3 separate regions of the Homo sapiens genome follow, and all the other regions are linked to region 1. A link is a contact called in ENCODE Hi-C or POLR2A ChIA-PET data. All regions are on one chromosome and are shown on one strand. Each heading gives the region's core, a stretch centred on a gene start or an enhancer-like site at or near the end of the contact. The rest is flanking DNA. Distances are from core to core; before and after follow the strand shown.

Evidence for each region. A loop is a pair of places that touch in the nucleus more often than their neighbours do. ChIA-PET counts read pairs that join two places held with the same protein, here RNA polymerase II (POLR2A). Pooled maps may share reads with other maps.
Region 2: a loop to region 1 is called in a map of Calu3, with 15 times the contacts of the local background. The contact joins two enhancer-like sites. A Hi-C loop is called at or near these places in 7 of 168 maps with a recorded cell type or tissue (Calu3, IMR-90, PC-9 and 3 more) and 6 of 50 pooled maps. POLR2A ChIA-PET finds 5 or more read pairs at or near these places in 2 of 52 experiments (A549 and BJ).
Region 3: a loop to region 1 is called in a map of PC-9, with 6 times the contacts of the local background. The contact joins two enhancer-like sites. A Hi-C loop is called at or near these places in 9 of 168 maps with a recorded cell type or tissue (A673, Caco-2, Calu3 and 6 more) and 4 of 50 pooled maps.

What each region holds. Positions count from the first base shown.
Region 1 is chr11:29,327,112-29,331,956 of GRCh38, reverse strand. No RefSeq gene overlaps it. Among named protein-coding and RNA genes, the nearest start is that of LINC02755, 260 kb to the left of the region's middle. Within about 2 kb of position 2,761, at least 2 of the 41 ENCODE cell types and tissues checked have a DNase peak (open chromatin) inside an H3K27ac peak, as active enhancers do.
Region 2 is chr11:28,834,282-28,839,126 of GRCh38, reverse strand. No RefSeq gene overlaps it. Among named protein-coding and RNA genes, the nearest start is that of LINC02742, 66 kb to the left of the region's middle. Within about 2 kb of position 2,711, at least 5 of the 41 ENCODE cell types and tissues checked have a DNase peak (open chromatin) inside an H3K27ac peak, as active enhancers do.
Region 3 is chr11:29,017,928-29,022,772 of GRCh38, reverse strand. The region is part of intron 1 of LINC02742 (long intergenic non-protein coding RNA 2742); the gene reads right to left. Among named protein-coding and RNA genes, the nearest start is that of LINC02742, 120 kb to the right of the region's middle. Within about 2 kb of position 2,337, at least 3 of the 41 ENCODE cell types and tissues checked have a DNase peak (open chromatin) inside an H3K27ac peak, as active enhancers do.

The DNA of each region.
Region 1 (4,845 bases), core at 1,512-4,011:
ATAATAGTTTACACCAACATCTAAGGGATTGGAGAAGATAAAAAATGCTAACATACTTTTTCCGTGTATCATTCCATTATTGCCACCTTGAAAAAAATTTGGTTGTCACACCCCTCTTCAGGAATCTGGAGTGTGTCTATTCTAAGAAATAGAAAAGAGTGTAAAAAACATGTTGGGAATTTTAATGATAGATATTATTTGCGTGTTCTGAATATGCACTGTAATACATATGCCAAACAACACCAACCTATGAAATAGAGTCACCAATATTGTATTGTTTGTTTTGCATACTATGACCTAGACTCACTTGCATAATTCTTCCTTTAACTTCCGGATCTCCACTGTACATTAGCTAATTTTTCCTTTCACCTCTTTGAGACAGTCTCCTCTTTGTTGAAGCCAACAAGGAGATCCAACAAGGTGTGGAGCAGATATTATAAATAGCAGTGATTTTAAATTAGATTCCTTTTTTTTTAGTTGAGATTAGGGAACAGTTTCTTGCCAATGGGCATAAGGACTATAATTGTAAATTCTTGGAGAAAGAAAATTGATCATCTAAAATATTCTTGATGAAATTCACCTTCAGTCAATGAACATTAAAAAACGACAAGGTAAAAGTGGACGTACAGTTCTCAGTGGTTTTATTTTATTCTGAAACTTTCCTATACTTTGTTGGTAGATCAGTAACAAAGGTGTACCTATCCTTAATCGAATTAGTCTGTTCGTTCTGATTGTCAAAGTGGGTCTTATCTCCTATGGGAAAACCGTAGAACTATTTATCTTTGATTCTTATCTCCCAGAAAGAAAAACAAATCTCTTCAGCCTGAAGCGGATTGATTCTAGACTTATATTACAAGGAAAGTCCAGTACTAAGAGATATAGAACTTTCCACTTTTCTGTTTTTGAGTAGTAGTTTAGATTCAAGAACTCATTTGGAGATGAAACAAAGAAATATCTAAATTAGGAAAATATTCATAGGGTTACATATTCCCATAGGTAAATTGATAAAAGCCATGACTTAGAACATCTGCAAGTTGGTGAAAATTCCTAACCTGCCTTCTCTCTGCTATATATCAACCATCTTTGAGCTATTGAAGGGGAGAATTCTGAATTAAAGGATATAGTTCAAAAGTGTTACTCAATAAATATTTGTAATTGTTTGTGATAAGTGATACATTAGTTATCAATGCCATTATCTGTTTTGTAATTGTGGAAGGGGTTGGTGGGAAGCATGACGGTGGTCCTGGGAACAGTGACAACAGCCAGGGCAATGGGGACGTGAATGTCATGCTGCTAGAAGTGCTGAAAAATGTAGCTGTGCACAGACGCTCCTCATGGAGTATGGGTGTTTTACACCATTCCCAATATCTCATGGACTGGTATTACAAAACAAATTCTGTAATCAAGAGTTATCTGGAAAAGAACAATGCACACTCTTTTATTCATATTATAACTACACTGCACCGAACCCAGTGGAATATATCAGTGAGGGGCAAACCAATAATTTTGTAGAAAATAGTAATTTGAGGCTGGAATGGAACAATCTGGATGATGAACAGAAACTTCTGAGCATCTGGTGACCATGTAAGAGGGAGCTAAAGAGTCAGCAATGATAGTAATACCCGCTTTGGTTTTCAACATGCTCTATGCTGGCTCCCAGTTTCTGCTGAGGTGGTGCCGGTATCTGCTATGGAAATTTATGAGGAAAGACAGAAGAGGTGCTGTTCTCTCACCTTCACATTAATCAAAGGAGCTCTATTTTTACCTGTCTTATACATTGAGTTTCTATGAAGGATCTCATTTGAAGAACCAGATCTATTCTAAAAAATAAAAGATTACCTGCCATAAAACCCTATTGCTCATTGAGAAGGCCAGAAAGAGTGTTTCGGCTTTGTCTTTGAGTCAGTAAAACAATAAAAGGTGAACATCCATGCCTTAATTTTCCACAGCAATAGCTTACAAAGTGCAGTCCCTCAGCCAACAACAGTATCAGTATCTCCTTGGAAGTTTTTATAAATGCAAATTCTTGAACATTACTCCAGACCTATCTAAAGCAGAAACTCCAATAAAGCCCAGCAATCTGCATTTTAACAGGTTTTTAGTTGATTCTGATGCATGTTCAAGTTTGAGAACAAGTGTCCTAGAGCTTAATTTAGTTTACCAAGTAAAAGAAATGAGGTGGTATGAATAGAAAGTCACTGTCAGTGCAGTAGTGCACTTTCTAAGGAAAACCTCTTCCAAGTATTATATCTTAGCTCCAGTCTAAATCATCATAGAGAGAATTGGTTTTCAGTTTTAGAGAAAGGAAAAAATGCCTCCAGTTCTTCTATTCCTCCAGCCCCATAAATATCAGTCAAAATAAAGCACTAGCTTAACAACTTAAAACCATTGAATAACGCTTTGAAACTCTATCTCGGCCCCAAGCTGCTTATTTGAAAATAGGTGGAGCTAATTAAGAGACAATGGTAAAGTCACTGACATGTTACAATTTGCAGTGGTTAAACGCAGTCTTGTATTTTGTTTCTAACAGATTCATTAAAATAACTGTTGCTCATAAATTCCACTCCAACTAGGTCACCAGGTGATGCACATGTAGGAACAGTGCTAGAAGAAACTGCAGTCACAGGGAATGAGGCAGGATCATAGGTTGTCAGTTTCCTTCCCAGAACCAGGGCATTTGCCATATCAGTTACCTTCCTGAAATCATGACCCATGTGGGTGAGACTATGCTAGATTACACTGGAGTTACATTTGGACTTTTCGTCAATTCTCAACCCTGGCTCTTCTCATTTCAATGATGTTATGCCACTAGATGGCTCCAGAGTGTCTACCTGCACATGAAAGTCCAGAGATTTGAAAATTTGAGTGCACTTTGTAAGCTTTCCGCAGCCATGGTCCTCTGCAATTGAATTCCACTCAACCAGAGGTGATGTCTCATTTTCTCTCCTCCGTCTTTCAAGAGTGATGGTGTCAACAGAAAACATGAATGCCGCAGACCAATAAAGCACGTGTCTTCTCCACATTCCAAACTTTAAAGTCTAGCTTTGAGCAGATGATATATGAATGCTGAAAGTGGGAATAAACATTCTGTTTTATAGCATTTCATAACTTAGGTGGTTGTGGGTTATTAGAAAATGTAACAGAACAAAATGGACCAAAGATTTCCCATGCTCAAGCCTTGCTTAATCAGAGAAGCTAAGAGGTAAGTTATTAAGCCTGACCTGCCTTTTTTATATTCTGTTCTGGTGGTGTTGGTTAGTGTGGAAACTCAATTTTTGTTTGTTTTAGTTTTTCTAAGTGTAAAAGTTGGTTTTTTTTTTTTTTTAAGTTTGTGATATGAACTCAGTTTCTTCTAGGCTTAGCTTTCATTTCTAAATTAATCCAATTTGACGACAGCTTCTAAAATGAGCAATCACGCTTACCAAACTCTCCCATTGTGATAATGAATTGTTTCTGGGATGGATACTTGAAGTAAGTGGAAAGCAACCATAGACTGAAATTACCCATCCAGAGGCCTGAGAGAACATGGATCAGGAGACAAAAAGCCTGAATCCAGAAGGAAGAAGGCTCTAGGGTTGAAAAGGCACCCCGTGTCAAAGTAGGAGCTTCACTTTGGCAAACCAAAGCCATAAAGAATTTGAAGTTTGGGGATACTAATTTTATGAATAAGCAGAGGAATTCAGTCTGCAGAAAGAAGAATGGGATGTGTACAAAGAAAATATCATATGCGAGAAAAAAATTTAGACTCAGAAAGATACACAGTATAGGTATCTGAAAAGCTTCCAGTTCCTACGTGCACTGCTTATACTTCCTTCAACCAAATGCCACATGTGGTTTTCTGAGACTTTACAGCCACTCTTTCCCCAACTTTTTACATTTTCCTTGAGCTGACTGTCAAAGATTCCCGAACAGTCCTTTGTTCTCAATGAACTAAAATTTAGAAAGCATATTTTATTGTGAGTCAACTCAAAATACTAAATTCCTTATAGTTGAGTTTATGAAATAGGGGAAACTGTCTCTGTATCTTTGGTCCCGATAGTTTTTTGGTTCTTTGTCACCACTATCTCCTGACAGAATGATGGTATTGGCCTCTGACCTGGTTCTTTGCTACTCTCCACCCTCCCATAAGAGTAACATTTTTTTTTTTTTTGAGACAAGAGTCTTACTCTGTTGCCCAGGCTGGAGTGCAGTGCCGCGATCTCGGCTCACTGCAAGCTCCGCTTCCCCGGTTCACGCCATTCTCCTGCCTCAGCCTCCCGAGTAGCTGGGACTACAGGCGCCCGCCAACACACCCGGCTAATTTTTTGTATTTTTAGTAGAGACGGGGTTTCGCCATGTTAGCCAGGATGGTCTCGATCTCCTGACCTTGTGATCCACCCACCTCGGCCTCCCAAAGTGCTGGGATTACAGGCGTGAGCCACCGTGCCTGGCCGAAGAGTACAATTTTTAAAACAGAAATCTATTTTTTCCACTCCTTGATTTAAACCATCTTTCCTATAAGAAAAAGTAAAGTAAAAGCCTTACAACGGCTTTCGGGTTTTTGGCCTGGGTCCTGTCCATCTCTCCAATCTCATCTTAGAGTCCTATTTCTTCTCTTCATTCTCTGTGCTCTAGCCACCCTGGCCTTTCAAGTTCTAGGACAGACCATTTTCTTTCCAACTTCAGAATCTTTGAACACACTCTCCCTTTTCTGTTAACTCCTTCGCCCTTCATCTTTTACTTCAAATGCTACTTCCTTAGGAAGAAATTCATAAACCCCTACAATAAAAAGACTTCATTTTAGCACCCTGTTTCCTGCATAACACTTATCTCATTTTGAAGCATTTATTCACATTCACTTGTGTC
Region 2 (4,845 bases), core at 1,462-3,961, 490 kb after region 1:
ATTCATTTCTATTTGTTTTATTCTTTCCAGATATCTCCTTTTGAAATAAAACATTTCATAATTTGAAGTACAACATATTACTTAAGAGTCAGCTTGAGTTGGAATTCCAACTTTGTGATAATTTGAGAGAAAAGAGGTAGAAAAAACACTCATAGAGATGGAATTCCAATGACGACATTCTCATTTACTTTATAATTTTGCTGCTGATTGGCCCTGATTAAAAACAGGAAGGAAGAGTTCAATTTCATCACTGGTATTTATTTTTGCTGATGCCCTTTTAAACTTGAGCACCCATTCATTCTCACCCCAAGTGGTTTTCAAGCTGAAACTGCCAATTATCCAAAATGTCTTCCTAGTATCTAATGTCCATACCACTTGGGGCTCCCTTATCCCATAAAACTAATTTAATGTATGAGCTTAATTACATAGAGGTAGATCAAGGGCCTTAGAGGCAAAAGGCTAACGAGGGCATTAAATCCTGAACCACTTAACAGCTGCCCCATCACTTGGCAGAACTGTATTTTAAAATAGTGTTTGAAATATATTTAAACTGAAATAAATAAAACATGTTTTCCTGTAAATGATGCCAAGTCCTGCCAATTAAATTCATATCTATTTAAAAAAAAAAAGATCTTTAGCTCTCAACAAATGCTGGCTGCTTCTTTCCACTAAAAGCAATTCTGAGCATTCATGCTCTCACTTCTTCCCTGTATCATTATGCTGTGTTCCTCTTGTTAATATTTAAAGCTTCTGAAACTGTTTTTCCCATATGCTTTTGGACTAGAATGAAAAACTTAAGTTTTCCATTTTTATGAAGCCTTGTAAGAAATAATCTCATTAAGAGATTACTATTCTCTTAAGAAAAGATAATGCTAATATAAACAACATAAATTCTTACTAAATATGAAGAAAAGAAAAAGGTAAGATTTTATAGAATACATTTCATCTTTATCATACTGTACTGTTGACCATTAAACTTGATTAATAACAATGATACAGCAATAATCATAATTTTTCAATGTGAAATTTCAGGTACATTCCCAAACACTTTACATATACTTTTGTTAAATTATATACTCACTACTACTATACAATTATTTTTCTTTTTTTTTTTTGAAACAGAGTCTCGCTTTGTCACCAGGCTGGAGTGCAGTGACACAATCTTGGATCACTGCAACCTCCGCCTCATGGGTTCAAGCAATTTTCCTGCCTCAGCCTTCCGAGTGGCTGGGATTACAGGCGCCCACCACCATGCCCGGCTAATTTTTGTATTGTTAGCAGAGATGGGGTTTCACCATGTTGGCCAGCATGGTCTGATCTCTTGACCTCGTGATCTACCCGCCTTGGCTTCCCAAAGTGCTCAGATTACAGGCATGAGCCACCGTGCCTGGCCTACCACTATTTTTCAAATAAAGAGACTTAGTATCAGCGATTGAAGAAACTTGCCTAAGATTTCAGAGTTGTAAGCACCTAACCTAGAATTTGTGCCCATATCTGTCTAACATGAAGTGAAATCACTATGTTATTCTGCCTTTAAATTTTATAGTTGGTGTTGTTAACCAGATATGATAATGGAAACCACAAAACATGTACATTAATCTAGATGTTACAGACTCAATGAAAGAGTGACTATTATTTGGATCATAAATCCCAATTTATGGGATGAAATGATGAAGTCATATGATCAGAGGAACTATCTTCTCTGAATTGAGGGGCTGATACATCAATACAGGATATTTTAAGGACACTGAGGTTTTGAGCACTGAAGAAGATGCACTTTCTGTGTCCTGATAGAGTGGGGATCCCAGCTGAAATGTAACGGGTTGGGGTACAAAAAGGGCTGGACATCTTTGGTAAATTGCTGGAAGAGTCCTATCTAAAGTTAATTTTAATAAAGTGCATCTTACAGAGCCATGAACAAAAAGGTGGACCCAGTTTGAAAGCCAGAATCAGAGGAGAAGAACAAATCTGACTGCAATAAGCTGTTTCTTAGATTGATCTCCAAGTACAGCCACTTCCTCAGACTAGATTCTAAGATTCTAAATCAGTGTTAATGAGAATATGAGTGAAGGGGATGGGAGGGGACTCTATATAAAACACCAAAGTTTTCTCTCTCTTCAGATAAATCTTACCTGTCTTTAATCAACTCTACAGCAGTTCACTACTTTGATAAGGACACTTACTCCTCTCACCACCCAGCTTATAATACTTTACTCTTGAGTAAGACATCAGACCTTAACGAGGCTATTCTAGCTCTTATAGGCATCAGGTTGCAGCATTCTCTCCCTTATTCTCTGTAATTTACCTACTCTGGATTTTTTCAGATCCTGAGAAGTTTCACACTCCAACTGGCACAGAATCTTTGGGTGATTTCTTTTGCTGTGATAATGGACCCCTTGTTCCCACTCTGTGCATCCCTACATTACTTAGCTAGTGCTTACTAATCCTTCAAATCTCATAGCAGTCTCTTCCTTTAGAATTCTTCCTGTGATTGTGGTCTTGTGTGCGTCATTATTGGACTTATTTGAGTAAAGTCTGGCTCTTCTACTTAACGTGGGTGCTTTTGCTAACTATTTTATATCCAGCACCAAGCACTATGCCTGGACTGAGTACACATTCTTTAAATGTTTGCTCCATGAATAAATGGACTTTGGTACCAACGGAATGCTGCTTTAGAACCCTCTAACAGGATATAACACAAGAGAATGAAAGCCAATCCCTCCTTCTTTCACAAAAGAAAATTACACAGCCCAGTGATCACTTCCTGTGTCCCATCACAGCATGAGACTGGCAAGAGCTGGCAATGCCCTGCAGCATCAGACTGCAGAACTCTGTAGAAGCTATGGAGGTTCCTGGCAGTGTCTGAAAAATGTAGTGACATTTTTACATTTAGTGGGAGTGGGAGTCTAGGCAGGAGACAAGTGGAAAATTAGTATCACCAGGTAACTAGTCAAATTGATGATGGAGATATTTTCTTGATCATGTTTGAGACATCTTCTAAGAACTCTCAAAACATAACTCTTGAAGGTTTTTAAAAATCTGAATGTCCTGATTTGGTAGATTCAGGCTCAAGTATTTAAAATTTCAAGACGAGTGTGTTAATTTCCCACTAATCCAGACCAAGGTCAAGGCCCTGTTAGAGGAAGAAAGTCAGTGATCGCTGACTCATGGCCAGCAATTAGAATGTAGGTGCTGGCTCTTTGCTCATAAACCACATGATTTAGGACAATTAGAGGATAATGTTGCTTCGGGATTTCTACATTTAGCATTTGGGCCTATCTCTTGTTTTATTATTTCTTTATTATTCTATAGTTGTAGATGTGCTTTCAGAATTTACTGAGCCTCAGTATTTAGAATAATGTATTGCTGTTAATGTGTTTTTTTAGCCACAATCTTAAACATTTCCATCTTTCTATTACTTGGAAACCATATTAGTTAATACATCAATTTCATAACATTGCAAAAAGATTTAAGACATTACACATATTACCCTAATTTGCTTCTTAGGATAATATGTCAAGATTTCTCCCCATATATATATATTTTTCAAACAACCATTCCAGATGTCTTTGGCTGTAGTTTGCTCCCAAGAGGGAAGAGTGTGGTGATGGACCACCCAGATTCTTTTTGCTAAGCTAATGCAATGGGAAATTAAGTCTTTGCACTGCCATCAGTCCCCAAGCCTTCCATTCCTTTTTCTTGTCCCTTAAATTATTAGCAATTCCTGTTGTTCATTTTTTTAAAAGCATTTCTATGGGCCTTTCATCTTGTGCTCATCTCCCCTCATGGTTTTTTTTTATATATACTTTAAATTCTAGGGTACATGTGCACAACGTGCAGGTTTGTTGCATATGTATACATGTGCCATGTGCGTATGCTGCACCTATTAACTCATCATTTACATTAGGTATATCTCCTAATGCTATTCCCCCCCTCCCCCAACGTGGATGAAGCTGGAAACCCTCATGTTCTTAATGCCAGCAACATCTGCTGGTCCTGAAAAGCTTGCTGGCTGATACACTCAGATTGTTAACATAATACTAACAGTCAAATACTTGGTGACTCATGACCTATCAATTGACTTTCAGCTCTTGTTCTTTCAGTTTAAAACTGGCAAATTAAAAAGAAAATACATGCAAATTCTGCAAACAGAGACAGCCTTTTGTCAGCTGGAATCGAATTTCCTTGTAGTCTTTTTTCAATGAATTTCTCAACTTTTCTTCTTCCAGCACACTCCCTTTTACCTCAATTTTTGCTAAGGAGTGTTTCATTTTCTTCTCATTCTTCTCAGTTGCCTAACTCTTACCTATGAAGCCTCTCTCAAGTCTATATTTTCAGTGAAGCTCTCACTCACTAATGCAATAGTTGTAGGCTTCATAGCTACTGGGAATCTCCATCCAGATGTGCCACAAGCAATTCACTTCCTGTGCTCCTAAAAAGAATTATCACATGAAGTGAGAAAATCTAAAAATGGTATTCTTTTACTATCCAGAATATTTTCCATGAAAAACCACTGAGGAAACACAAAATAATTGTGATTTCAGAAATGATATCTCAATAACTTTTCTTTCAAGACACCTTTTTCCTTAGCTAAGCTGTGATGAAATCAAACTTCTGATGATACCAACATAATCAATTACTGTGCTAAAAATTTTCCTAATCACTAAATTTTCCTGGTGATATTATGACCAACTGACATCAAATTCCCTTCCAAGTTGAATCCCTCTTTCCCTATACCTCAACAGCCTCTGTTTCCCCATTGCATATTTCAGTGAGCACCACTAAATATCCACCCAGTCCTCTGAGAATCTTTTTTCCCAATCCTCAATACCTAAAGAATTGATT
Region 3 (4,845 bases), core at 1,088-3,587, 310 kb after region 1:
ATGCTAACATGAGGAGCTATTTTAAGGTCAATCCAACGTGAAAGATGTGAGAATACTTTTTTAAAGTGTGGCATAATAATATCTTGTATCATCATCACAGTCGTCATCATCATTAATCTACTTATTTTAATATTTTATAGGTGAGTCATAATTGTATATATTTATCTTAATTTTAATATTTTAGGTGAGATTTATACTTATATAACAGATATTGATTAGTTTCAGTTTTAGGGAACAAATTGAAGTCATTACTTTCAGTATGCAAATTTTATGACTCAGTTCCATTTTGGTCTGAAACCAGATTTTCTTCCTTCTCCTTCCAGATATTCCCCTTTCATTCTGAAGCTCAGACCTGGTGACAATTTTTTTTTTTTTTACAGAGAACAGTGAGAATATTACCTACAAAAATTCCACATCTAGCTTGTTATTATTATTGTCATCTGGTGAAACTGTGAAATAATGACATGGTGACTCTATGTAAACAGATCACTAGCCACCATATGTAGGTATTTTTTTACCTCCTTAGAAGAACACAACACTTCCTTTTATCCGTCTTTGTCTAAAATGGTAGTAGTTCCTTGCTGATACTCAACTCTGGTTTATCTATCTTATATTTGACTCTCTTTCCTTTTATCTAACTAACTCCTTGAGTTAGTTTTCTTCTGCTGTAAATACTTCAAGTGATTTCCATTCTTCTGTTTAGATAGACTTTGATAAATACAATGAATTAACATAAAGTTTTATGTTCTGTTTGTGTCCCAGGAAAACATAGGATAGTTAGTAGAGGGACCCTTCTCCAGCAGGTTTTCAGCCCCAAGATGCTTTGCTCTGGAAACTCCACCCCTATCTAAATTTTTGGGTCTTCTCTATTCAGTGGTACATGGAGAGACAGAGTAAGAATGAGGGAACTGGGTATAGTAACTGTATGGGTCAAATCTGCAACTGGATGGCCATCACTTCTACTTATATTCAATTGGCAAGAATGTAATCTACCCACATGGTTGGCTACACACACCTAACTGCAAAGAAGGCTGGAAAATATAATCTAGCTTTAAGCTAGCTTTAAGCCTAGAAAGAAGAGAAGAAAACATACCATTAAACATTATCAGTTTCTTCCTTGGTGTTCCAGTCTAACTTCTGTATCTTATGGCTTGGCAGATGGTGATAAACATCATAAAGAAAAACGAAGCTGCTGCTACTCTAGACAGGTTACTCAGGGAATACCATCAAAAACCTCACAGAGTAAGACAGCAAGCTATGGGAAATAGGGGAAGACTACTCCATGTAGACCATGTTAAATGCAAAAGCCCTGAGGCACCAATAACATTGGCATGTTTGAAAATTAGTAAGGAGCTAGTATGGATGGTATTTACTTAATATTTAATTGTTTTAAAAAGATCTTAGTGAACTTTTTAATCTTCAGGACTATTTTTAGAATAAATAAATGTATTTAAATTATGAAAAAATCTGTCTTCCATAGTAGAAATTATATACCAATGATTTCGACAGAAATCTTCCTTCCATTCCCTTCCAATCAGATCTTTTTCCTCCTTTCCTATCAATAACCCTTTTCATTAGTTTTCTGTTTTATATAACCACTGTTTTTTTTTCTTAAAATCATAAGCAAATATATACCAAGTAACAAACCATTCTGGCAACCATTTCTTATCATTTGGAGATCCTCCTGTTACTTTTTGCCACTAATTAGTAATCCATTTTGTGGACATAGCATATTCCATTCAACAAAGACCCTACAGGTGTATTACTTTGTCTTTTGCAAAGTAGAGTAGCCTTCCCTAAGTCACTTACTTTTATCATTCTGTTTTACTTTCCTCAAAGCATATATCACTTCAAAAATTATCTTAATCATTTACATGTTTATTTCCTGTCCTCTCACTCTGGCATTATCAGTGCCAGTAAGCCAGATACCTTGTTTTTCTTATTTCTATATCTGCATTCCTTGGAATAGTGTGTGACACTTAGTAGAAGCTCATTTGTTGAATGCATGCTTTTGTTTTACTCCTTTAAAGCATCCTGATGGTGGTTAGTGTTTTTTCAAAAGGAAGTGGGAAGCAGGCTGTATTAGTTAGGCTTCTCCAGAGAAACGAAACCAATAGAATAGATAACTAGATAGATAAATAGACATGACTTATTATAAGGTATGATTCACATGATTATGGAGGCTGATAAATCCCATGATGTTCCATCTGCAAGCTAAAGACAGAAAATCTGAGGGCGCAATTCAATGGCCCAGCAGCCAGGGGGCTGATGGTATACATTTTAATCCAAGTCTGAAGGCCTGAGAACCAGGATCCTGAGGGGCAGAAAATATTGATGTTTTAGCTTAAGTAATCAGGTAGAGGGAGTATGAATCCAAACTTGCTCCTCCTTTTTGTTCTATTCAGGCCTTCCACAGATTGAATGATGTCTCTCCACATTAGGGAGGGCAATCAACTTTACTAAGTCCCCCAATTCAGATGTTAATCTCTTTTAGAAACACCCTCATAGACACATCCACAAATAATGTTTAATCAGATATCTGGGCATCCCATGACTCACTCAAATTTACACTTAAAGTTAACCACCACATAAGCTCGTAGTTGTAAAAAAAGGCTGCAAAGATACTGGTTTTCCATCTCAGGGGTGAAAGAGATATCCTCTGCCAGACATAGTTTAGCAACAGGCTGGGCAGGCAACCTGTGAGGTGGGGGAAGGAAACCACTCAGGAAATAATTGAAGCAGAATATTGTAATTGTTAAGAGCTTGGCTTTGGATTCTATCACTTGCTAGCTATGTGACCTTGAACAAGTTACTTAACTTCTCTAATCTGTAGATTTCTTATTTGTGGAAATGGAATAATATGTTCCTTATGGAATTGTATGCATTAAATAGGATAATCCATATAAAGGGCTTAGTGCAGTGCTTGGCTCAGAGTAAGATATCAATGAATATTAGCCATCATCGTCATTATTATTAAAGAAAAACAAAGTTTGAGCCTTCTGGAATCTGGATAAACACACTGAGAACATTATGCTTTGCTGTTGTTGTGGATACAGGGCCAGAATATTACTAGACATAGAGCTGACATTTAGAAAGAAAATATAAGCCACAGAGCCAGTAAGTGTCACAGGTAGGGAAGCTGGGTTTCAAAGTGAAGCTTTCTGCCTGCTGGCCCTGTATTCTTAGTAATATGATAGCAGAAACAGCAATTACGATAGACTGTTTTATTAGAGAAATAAATGATTTTTAAATATCTCTATGTACACGGTCTCTGAATAAAAAACTTCAGACCCACTCCTCTGATTATAAGATGCCAACATTGTCTTACACAGGGCCTGGTGAATAATGCACCATTACTGAAGGAGAGGTGGTAAGAAAAAGCAGACAAATTCAAGAAAACAAGGAAATAAGGGAAGAACAAAGAGCAAGTGGACTCCATTGTGTCTGAGTGCAGGGATGGATTCTAAGGCTTTCCTATGAATTTGTTAGGACCGCACTTAGAACTGCAGAGTTCCAACAGCTTCCTTAAAACATTTCATTTAACATTGTTATGCTCAAATAATTAAGAGTTGACTAGTAAACAGATGTCAGATGTTCAGAAATCTCACTTAATATAATTAAAACACATATACTGAATGCTCAGATAAATATGCTTTGGCCATGAGAATTTTTTAGATACTCATTAAAATCCATATTTAGCAATCTAACATAGCTTTTTAAAGTACTTTCTTTGTGGTAAGAAACTACTTTCATTTTTTAATGTGTCCCTCAGAGAGAAGAATAATTAGAAGAATTGAAAAACATACACAGTAAGGGCCATGGAAATGGTGATTATGTCTGTATTCTCTCCTAGTGTTTTGTCTACACTCAGCTGTCTTTCTGGCATTTCCTACGTGATTCACTAAGACTGCCTTGTTGTGGCAACAACTGAGTATTTCATTTATCACCTCCGTATCTCTTGTATTACTGAATGACTAAGTATTTGTGCAAATGCTGACCCCTTCAGTATACTGCCAAAGAATGGCACTGTAAAACATGAATATTACAATAAAAAAACATGAATCACATCTGTGTTGAGGTTCTTTATTGTTGTTTTTCTCCCTTTTAGTTATTTATGTAAAGCAGGATAGAGACTTTATGTAAAAAAAATTTAAACAATAGGTAAAAATTGAAAGTCCTTGTGAAGTCTTTCCTCTTAATTTCTTCTCTAGAACTGTCACTGTGATTGTTTTCTTGTTTATTTCTCTAGAACTTTTCCTTTACATTTACAAAAATAAAACAGACACATGAATGCACATAAAAGCTCATGTATACTTATAGCTTATTTTCTTTTATAAAGAAATAAGAAGAATTATTTCTTTATAAAGAATTACAATCCAACTAGATATATTGCTCTGTAACTTACTATTGTTATTTCCTAATATGACTTAAGGATCTTTTCATGTTATTAGATGTAGAATTATCATATTCTTGAAACTCTACAATGTGGATACATCAGAGGTTGCATTACTTTTTATGAATTGGTAGATTTATATTATTTTCAATTTTTCCTCGTTACCTAAAATGCATGTACATGATTAATCATGAGTATGCATGTATAACCTCATAGGTGAGGCACCTAAACAGTTCGTGGTTGGGCCAAAGACAATACTTGTGCACAGGTACTATTACATTGACCTCCTCAAAGGCTGTACATATTTATACTCTTATGTATTTCCCCTCATATATGCCAACATATGATACTGGTAATGTTTTTATTTAAATCTAATATGTATTTTAATTTGCATTTTTCTAGGTAATACTAAATGTGAAGTCATTCCTTTATACTTATCAACTATTTTTATT